Linked DNA regions of Homo sapiens: region 1 is linked to region 2. Evidence: chromatin contacts called from ENCODE Hi-C or POLR2A ChIA-PET data. All regions are on one chromosome and are shown on one strand. Each heading gives the region's core, a stretch centred on a gene start or an enhancer-like site at or near the end of the contact. The rest is flanking DNA. Distances are from core to core; before and after follow the strand shown.

Region 1 (4,238 bases), core at 344-2,843, 39 kb before region 2:
GCTCACCTGTAATCCCAGTACTTTGGGAGGCCAAAGCAGGAGGACTGCTTGAGGCAAGAGTTTGAGACCAGCTTAGGCAACATAGTGGGACCTAGTCTCTAGCAAAAAAATAAATTAACAAAAATGTGTCAGGGGTGGTGGTGCACACCGGTAGTTCCACTTCCTTGGGAGGCGGTGACAGCCTCACCCTTGACAGCCTCAGCCTTGGAAAAAGAAAGTACTGTTAATCTTGAAGACTATGGAATCATTTTGTCCCTGACCAGTGGAAGAGGACCTAAGCAACCCCCTTTGAGGGAAAGTGGGTCACCTGGGCTGGAGGTAGGGATGTGATATTGTTTTGTAAGCTAGCATTTCCTACAAAATATGAATTTATACTTTGACCAGATCTTGCATTGTGAGGGGATGTGAGGGGATGAGGTAAGACATGAAGGGGCTTGAGAGAATCAGCGACTGGAGGTCAAGAGAGTTAGACAAAAACAAAGGCTCACTGCAGCCTCAACTCTCAGCCTTGATCTTTCTAGAGGTCAAAAGAGTTAAAAACAAAACAAACAAACAACAAAGGGAGAGCCAAAGATACAAAAAAAGCATTACGTGAGAGGGTAATGAGCAAAATAGCATCATTCAAAAACAAAAGGATGAGTCACAGAAAAGATGGGGAGGGGTCCAGGGCACAGTGATTAATCAAAAGGAGTAATTTCAACAGCAGTCTGATGAAAGAAACAAAGATAAAAATAGCAATTGGAATTAGCCGGGCGTGGTGGCACGCGCCTGTAGTCCCAGCTACTCGGGAGGCTGAGGCAGGAGAATCGCTTGAACCCAGGAGACGGAGGTTGCACTGAGCCGAGATCGCACCACTGCACTCCAGCCTGGGCGACAGAGTGAGTCCCTATCTCAAAATAATAATAATAATAGTAATAAAAGCAAAAAAAAAGGGCCCATCTAGCATTCCCCGTCCCAGACTTAGAGTACAAGTCCAGCATCCGGAACAGACATTTCAAACACCAAGCTTTGAGAAACTGAAATCGCAACTTGATTGCTCTGGGTAGGTCCTAAGACCCTTCCTGACAAAAAGAAAAGGGGCTCCCTGTGCTCAAGCCTAACTGGGTTTATTTTTTATTTTTATTTATTTATTTTTTGAGACGGAGTGTCACTCTGTCGCCCAGGCTGGAGTTGCAGTGGCGCGATCTCAGCTCACTGCAACCTCCACCTCCCGGGTTCAAGCAACTCTCCTGCTTCAGCCTCCCGAATAGCTGGGACTACAGACGTGAACTACCACACCCAGCTAATTTTTGTATTTTTAGTAGAGACGGGGTTTCACCAGGTTGGCCAGGCTGGTCTCGAACTCCTGACCTCAGGTGACCCACTCGTCTTGGCCTCCCAAACTGCTGGGATTCCAGGCGGGAGCCACCGCGCCCGGTCAATCGTAACTGGGTTTAATCAGCTCCTTAGCCCAGGCCTTCCCGTGTGACGACCTGGGAAAACCTGTTTCCACGCGCAGGTCCCGGAGGTCCCGAGAGCCAGGAGATGACGCGGATGAAGGAGGGGCGGGCGCCCGGCCCAGATCCCGCAGCTGAGAGGGCGGAAGCCTTGGCACTAGCGGCGCCCGGGCGCGGAGTGCGCAGGGCAAGGTCCTGCGCTCTGGGCCAGCGCTCGGCCATGCGATCCGCCGCGCGGAGGGGACGCGCCGCGCCCGCCGCCAGGTGCCTGGGACCCCGGGACGCGGCCCATACTAAGGCCTAGGGTGGGGGCCTGGGGAGGGGGTCGCGAGCACGGCGAGGGGCGCCCCGGGCGAGCCTGGGCCCCTGTAAAGGGCGTGGTTGTGTCCGGCGCCTTGTAGTCTCCAAAATGTAGCTGGAGGCGCGTTCTGTGCCCGGGAAAGACGCCAGACAGCAGAGCCCAGGGATGGGGGGCGACTGAGGGGACGAAGGGCGGGTGGAGGAGACCGAACTGAAGGGAAGGCGGAAGGGCAGGGAAAGAGAACAAAGGAGGAAGGGAAGGGAGGGCGGAGGAAGGCTGGCCGGGACCCGGAGGGAGCGGAAACTGGGCCGGTCACGCCCTGCTGGGTCCTCCGCCTTCCACGCCCAGCTACACCGCTGCCCGGATTCGGCCTTCAAAGGCTCCCTAAGACCCGCCCCGAACCGCGCCCCCCGCTCTGCCCCACTAAGACGCGCCCCGTCCCGCCCCAAGGCTCCATCCCCCGAAGCGTAGCCTTGCCCGCCCCACTTCCTAAGAGGCACCCCGTCCCGCCCCCAACCCCCCAGCTCGATGCCTTCCAGCACGGCCGTGTTCCCCGGGTCCACTAAGACGCTCCCTGTCCCTCCCCAACGCCCCGTCCTCCCGAGCACAGCTGTGACGCCCTCCCGATTTCTAAGAAGGCCCCTTCCCGCCCCCCGCCTCTTCGGCCCCACCATGACATGCTCCATCCCGCCCCCCGGCCCTTTGCCTTCCCAGCACGGCTGTGCCCTCCCCCTCATCCCACTAAGACGCGCCCCGTCCTTCCCCCAGACCCCATCCTCCCAAGCACGGCTGTGACTCCCCCAACACGCTCGGTAAGACACGCCCCTTTCCCCCCCGTGGGCTTCATTGGGCGCCCTCCCCCCAGCACCGCCGTGCCTACCCCGGTCACCCCCCAAGACTTCTCTGTCCCGTCCCCATCTCCACCACAAGCGCGGCCGTTACTTCCCTCTGGCCATCCCCCGGCGCCTTGGCCTTGTGCCGCCTCCATGTCCCCACCCTCTAGCACCGCCATGCCCCGCTGCACTTCCTCAGATGCGCCGGGTCCTGCATTCCCAGCTTCATTTGCGCCCCAGTGCCACCGGTAGAGGGTCGTGACTGCAAGTTGTCCAGGTTCTTGGCGTTTTGAACAAAGAATTGGACAAAACGCCCAGCAAAGAAAGAATGAAGCAACAAAAGAAGGAAAGCAGGGATTTATTGAAAACAAAAGGACACGTCACAGTGTGGGAGCCGACCAAGCAGCGGCTCAAGGGCCCGGGTACATAATCTTCTTGGGTCCAAATACCCCCTAGAAGTTTCCCATTGGCCACTTCATGCTCACCTCATGTAACTGAAGTGGTGGCCCGCGATCAGTCTGATTGGTTGCAGGCAGCAGCCAACCAAAGGGTGAAGTTACAAAGGTCACACTCCTGTGCAAACATCTGATTGGTTGCAAAACCCAACTAATCAGAGACTAGGGTGAAGTCACAAAGTTGCACACGAAGACTAGACCCGAAATCAGTCCGATTGGTTGCAGACAGCCAGTCTACTATCTACCCAATAGAAAAGGTCAAAGGGAAGCCTTCGGTCCTTTTGTTACTTAGGCATGGAAAGTTAGGATTTTCCCGCCAGGCGAGGTGGCTCATGCCTGTAATCCCAGCACTTTGGGAGGCCGAGACGGGTGGATCACCTGAGGTCAGGAGTTTGAGACCAGCATGGCCAATATGGTGAAATCCCGTCTCTACTAAAAATACAAAAATTAGGCCGGGCCTCTACTAAAATTACAAAAAAATTAGCCGGGCGTGGTGGCAGGCACCTGTGATCCCAGCTACTCAGGAGGCTGAGACAGGAGAATCGCTTGAACCCTGGAGGTGGAGGTTGCAGTGAGCCCGGATCATGCCATTGAACTGCAGCCTGGGCGACAAGAGTGAAACTCCATCTCAAAAAATAATAATAAAAATTAAAATTAAAAAAAAAAGGAAAGTTAGGATTTTCCTTTCAATTTACTTCTAGGAAGTCGGCATGGAAAGCCTTAGGTTCCCTGCCTCCAGACCCTATTCTCCTGCCTCAGCAGCACTGCCGTGCCTCTCGCCACCCTCCAAGACACGCCCCGTCCTGTCCCCTTCCGCGGCCATTGCCCTGCTGGCCACACCGGATCCCTCCCCATGGCCTTATTCCTCCCCTGCCCCCCAGTAGAGCCGTGTCCCCTCACACACCCTGAGACACACCCCTCGTTCGCGTCCTCCCCGGAGAGCACAGCCACGATCCCCCAACACTAAGACACCACCTATCCACTGCAGTTCAAGGACTGCTTGAATCAATCCTCCCACCTCAGAATCAGGCAGAGGTTGCTGTAAGCCACCATCATGCCACTACAGCCTGGGCAGCACAGCAAGACCCCATCTCAAAAAAAAGAAAAAAAAGAATAATAAAGCAGATTGGTTGTTTCAAAGTTACTTTTCTTACAGGGTTAAAGCACGGGAGACTTTGTTAGCTCAGATGAACTACACATCTTCTTCTTGCTT
Region 2 (4,040 bases), core at 974-3,473:
TAAGTTTCAACACATGAATGTTCAAGGCACACAATGTTCAAGGCAAGCATTGAGACCATAGCAACAGCAAAATCCACAACACTGCCAAAGAATGCCCAAACAGCTGCCATTGTCTTCTACAAGACTCTACGCAACCTCCTAAAAGGCAGAATGCCTATACTGGCCTCTGCCAGCCATCAACAAGATTCCCGCTTTCCAGGCTCTCTGCCGACTCTATCCTATGAATTCTGGCTGGCCTTTGACCCTTCACTTCCCCAATGGACTCCCCTCTGAGAGAAGAAATCCATTTGAATGCAAGATCACTGACCAGTGTACAAAATGACAAATAAGATATCTCAGTGTTCTTGGACAGAGGCCAAGTCACCAAGTCACATGACCCGAACTGGGGTAGAAGACAGTAATGAAGGAAGGAAAGAGAGGTTCAGAATAGCCCATGAGCTGGATGAGCCCTCCTGAAGCTATTTCAATCTTGCTGTCAGAGGCTTTCGAATGAGAGCCACTCCATCTTGAATAGGGCCTGGGTAAAATGAGGCTGAGACCTGCTGAGCTGCATTCCCAGGAGGTGTGGCATTCTAAGTCACAGGATGAGATAGGAGGTCAGCTCAAGATACAGGACATAAAGACCTTACTGATAAAACAGCTTGCATGAAAGAACCTGGCCAGAACCCACCAAAACCAAGAGGTGACAAATGTGACCTCTGGCTGTCCTCACAGCTCATTATATGCTAATTATAAAGCACAGAATACTAAGAGACACTCCCACCAGCGCCATGACAGTTTACAAATGTCATGGGAATGTCAGGAGATTACCCTATATGGTCTAAAAGGGGAGGAACCCTCAGTTCTGGGAATTGCGCACCCCTTTCCCAGAAAACTCAAGAATAATCCAACCCCTGTTTAGCATCTAATCAAGAAATAACCATTAAAAAAGGCAACCAACAGCCCATGCTGCTGCTCTGTCTATGGAGTGGCCATGCTTTTATTCCTCTACTTTCTTGATAAACTTGCTTTCACTTTACTCTATGGATTCGCCCCGAATTCTTTCTTGCCGCAAGATCCAAGTGTAATGCCCAACCTGGTTTTTACTAACCTGTTTTTAGACTCTCCCTTTTCCTCTACTCACCTAGCCTTCTTTCCACCTGAATGGACTCTCCCTTAGCTAAGAGAGCCAGCCAGACTCCACCTTGGCTCTTTCACTGGCAGCCCCTTCCTCAAGGACTGAACTCGTGCAGGCTGACTCCCAGCACATCCAAGAATGCAGTTAACTGATAAGATACTGTGGCGAGCTACATCCGCAGTTCCCGGGAATTCGTCTGATTAGTAACGCCCAAAGCCTCGCGTCTATAATAGTCTTAAAGCCCCTGCACCTGGAACTGTTTACTTTCCTGCAACCATTTATCCTTTTAACTTTTTGCCTACTTTACTTCTGTAAAATGGTTTTCACTAGACCCCCCGCCCTCCCCTTCCTAAACCAAGATCTAAAAGTTAATCAAGCCCCTTCCTCGGGGCCGAGAGAATTTTGAGCGTTAGCCGTCTCTCGGTCGCCGGCTAATAAAGGACTCTTAAATCGTCTCAAAGTGTGGCGTTTTTCTAACTCGCTCGGGTACAACACAAGAACCCTCTCTTGGAATCTAGATAGGGACCCGTCTCCAGTAACATTGCCATTTTAATTTTTCACCCCTGGGTTTTGTCCCATCAGGGTCCATCCATTGGGTTATAAAATCTTTACAAGGAGAAATTCCTGTGAAGTCATTTTCCTGCAGAGCCGAGAGTTAGGGCACTGTGAGAAGTGCAGCAGGTCCTGGAGAGCATTCGTGGGAGAAGGGAAGCAGCAAGTGGTGCAGGAGGAGAAGGGGAGGAAAGGAAGAACCGCGAATGCGCCTGATTGGTGAGAACAAGATTTGGGGGTGCTTCTCCCATGGGGAAGACTTCTTGGTTTTAGCTTTCAAGAGCTCCTCATTGGAATTGGACAAGATGATGCCGATAAAGAGTAAAACTCTAAAATATTTGAAGAGATTTATTCTGAGCCAAATGTGAGTGAGCACGGCCTGTGACACTATCAGAGGCACTGGAGGCAGAGCCACTCCATCTTGAATAGGGGCTGGGTAACATGAGGCTGAGACCTGCTGGGCTGCATTCCCAGGAGGTGTGTGAGGCATTCATAGTCACAGGATGAGACGGGAGGTCGGCACAAAGCCCTCGGTGATAAAACAGGTTGCAGTACAGAAACCGGCGAGATCCCACCCAAACCAAGATGGTGACAAGAGTGACCTCTGGTGGTCTTCACTGCTACACTCCCACCAGCGCTGTGACAGTTTACAAATGCCATGGGAACGTCAGGAAGTCTCCCTGTATGGTCTAAAAAGGGAAAGAATGAATAATCCACCCCTTGTTTAGCATATCATCAAGAAATAACCATAAAAATGGGAAACCAGGAGACCTCGGGGCTGCTCTGTCTATGGAAGAGCCATTCGTGTATTCCTTTTCTTTCTTAAAAAACTTGCTTTCACTTTATGAACTCACTCAGAATTCCTTCCTGCACGAGCTCCAAGGACCCTCTCTTGGGGTCTGGATCTGGACTCCTTTCCAGTAACACAGCTATTAACATTAAAGTGTTAATTGACTGCAAATGCCAGGGAAAAGAGATGAAATGGTGAAGTATGAAGTATGACCTTCCGGGAGCCTCCACCAGAAAAGGAAGAAAGTCTCAGACCGGCATTCGTACAATCCCTAAACACACCGCACATGCTCACTTTCCAAGGGTAAGGAGGGCACTGCTTATGTGGGCAGCCCACCCCAAGGGAAGAATCATGGGTAAGAAAGAGGCCAGCACGTAAACTCCCAGGATCAAGGTTAGACTCCCTCGCTCTCGCTCTCTTTGACCTTCAGGCATGCACTTGCATCTCTTCCAGGAGTACCTTCCTTTCCTCCTGTTCTAAGGCTTTTTAAAATAAACTTCCACTCCTGCTTTGAAACTTGCCTTGGTCTCTTTTTCTGCCTTACGCCCTCAGTCAAATTCTTTCTTCCAAGGAGGCAAGTATTGAAATTGCCGCAGACCCCTACAGATTCGCCACTGGTAACTCAGGGTAACTCGGATCTCCCCACTGCTATCAGGCACAGAGTTTCAGTTTTGCAAGATGAAAAAGTTTTGGAGACCCATGCACAGCAATGTGATTAGACTTAACTCTACTGAACTCTTAACTCTACTCCCCCCCTTTTTTAAATTTTGGTATTTTTTTTGTAGAGACGAGGTTTCATCATGTTGCACAGGCTCATCTCCATCTCCTGAGCTCAAGAGATCCACTCACCGTGGCCTCCCAAAGTGCTGAGATTACAGGCATGAGCCACCGCAGCTGGCCTGAACTGTACTCTTGAAAATGGTTAAGATAATAAATTTAATGTTTTGTGTTTGCACTACAATAAAACATAGAGAGACCCCAGTTTATGTTGCTTCAACTCTTGCCTCCTTTTCCTATATTTTTCTCTTCCGTTTTCTCCTCTCCTCCCTTTTTGTTACCCCCACTTTCCCCTGAACCTTGACATATTGCAAAGCCTTGCAAAATAAACTGTTCTGAGAGTTGCTGAAAAGGGATTGCACCCATAATACCATGAAAGAGGTATTGAAACCACAGCAACGACAGTCTCCAATGGACACGATGCCAGGTTTTGCAACAGCTGAAGATGAAGAAAAGTGTAATTTGTTTTTTGGTTTTTGTTTTTTTTTTTGAAACAGAGTCTTGCTCTGTTGCGCAGGCTGGAGTGCAGTGACACGATCTCGGCTTACTGCAACCTCCGCCTCCAAGGTTCAAGCGATTCTCCTGCCTCAGCCTCCTAAATAGCTGGGATTACAGGAGCACACCACCACGCCTGGCTAGGTTTCATATTTTTAGTAGAGATGGGGTTTTGCCATGTTGTCAGGTTGGTCTCGAACTCCTGACCTGAAGTGATCCACCCGCCTCGGCCCTTCAAAGTGCTGGGATTACCAGCGAGAACCACTGCGCCTGGCCAGAAAAGTGAAATTTGGGCCAGTCCTCAAAAAC

Evidence for each region. Hi-C counts contacts between places; a loop is a spot of excess contacts on that map. ChIA-PET counts read pairs that join two places held with the same protein, here RNA polymerase II (POLR2A). Pooled maps may share reads with other maps.
Region 1: a map with no recorded cell type shows a loop between it and region 2 (8-fold over the local background). The contact joins the promoter of ARSD here to the enhancer-like site in region 2. A Hi-C loop is called at or near these places in 10 of 168 maps with a recorded cell type or tissue (CD14-positive monocyte, Caco-2, Calu3 and 7 more), 4 of 37 single-sample maps with no recorded cell type and 11 of 50 pooled maps. POLR2A ChIA-PET finds 5 or more read pairs at or near these places in 9 of 52 experiments (AG04450, Caco-2, H1 and 6 more).

What each region holds. Positions count from the first base shown.
Region 1 is chrX:2,926,694-2,930,931 of GRCh38, reverse strand. ARSD (arylsulfatase D) reads left to right here and starts at 1,593. Exons shown (of 10, transcript NM_001669.4): 1 at 1,593-1,700. The coding sequence starts at 1,657. RefSeq lists silencers at 1,576-1,925, 1,946-2,105.
Region 2 is chrX:2,888,079-2,892,118 of GRCh38, reverse strand. No RefSeq gene overlaps it. Among named protein-coding and RNA genes, the nearest start is that of ARSD-AS1, 15 kb to the left of the region's middle. RefSeq lists enhancers at 1-304, 2,065-2,154, 1,823-2,414. Within about 2 kb of position 2,223, at least 2 of the 41 ENCODE cell types and tissues checked have a DNase peak (open chromatin) inside an H3K27ac peak, as active enhancers do.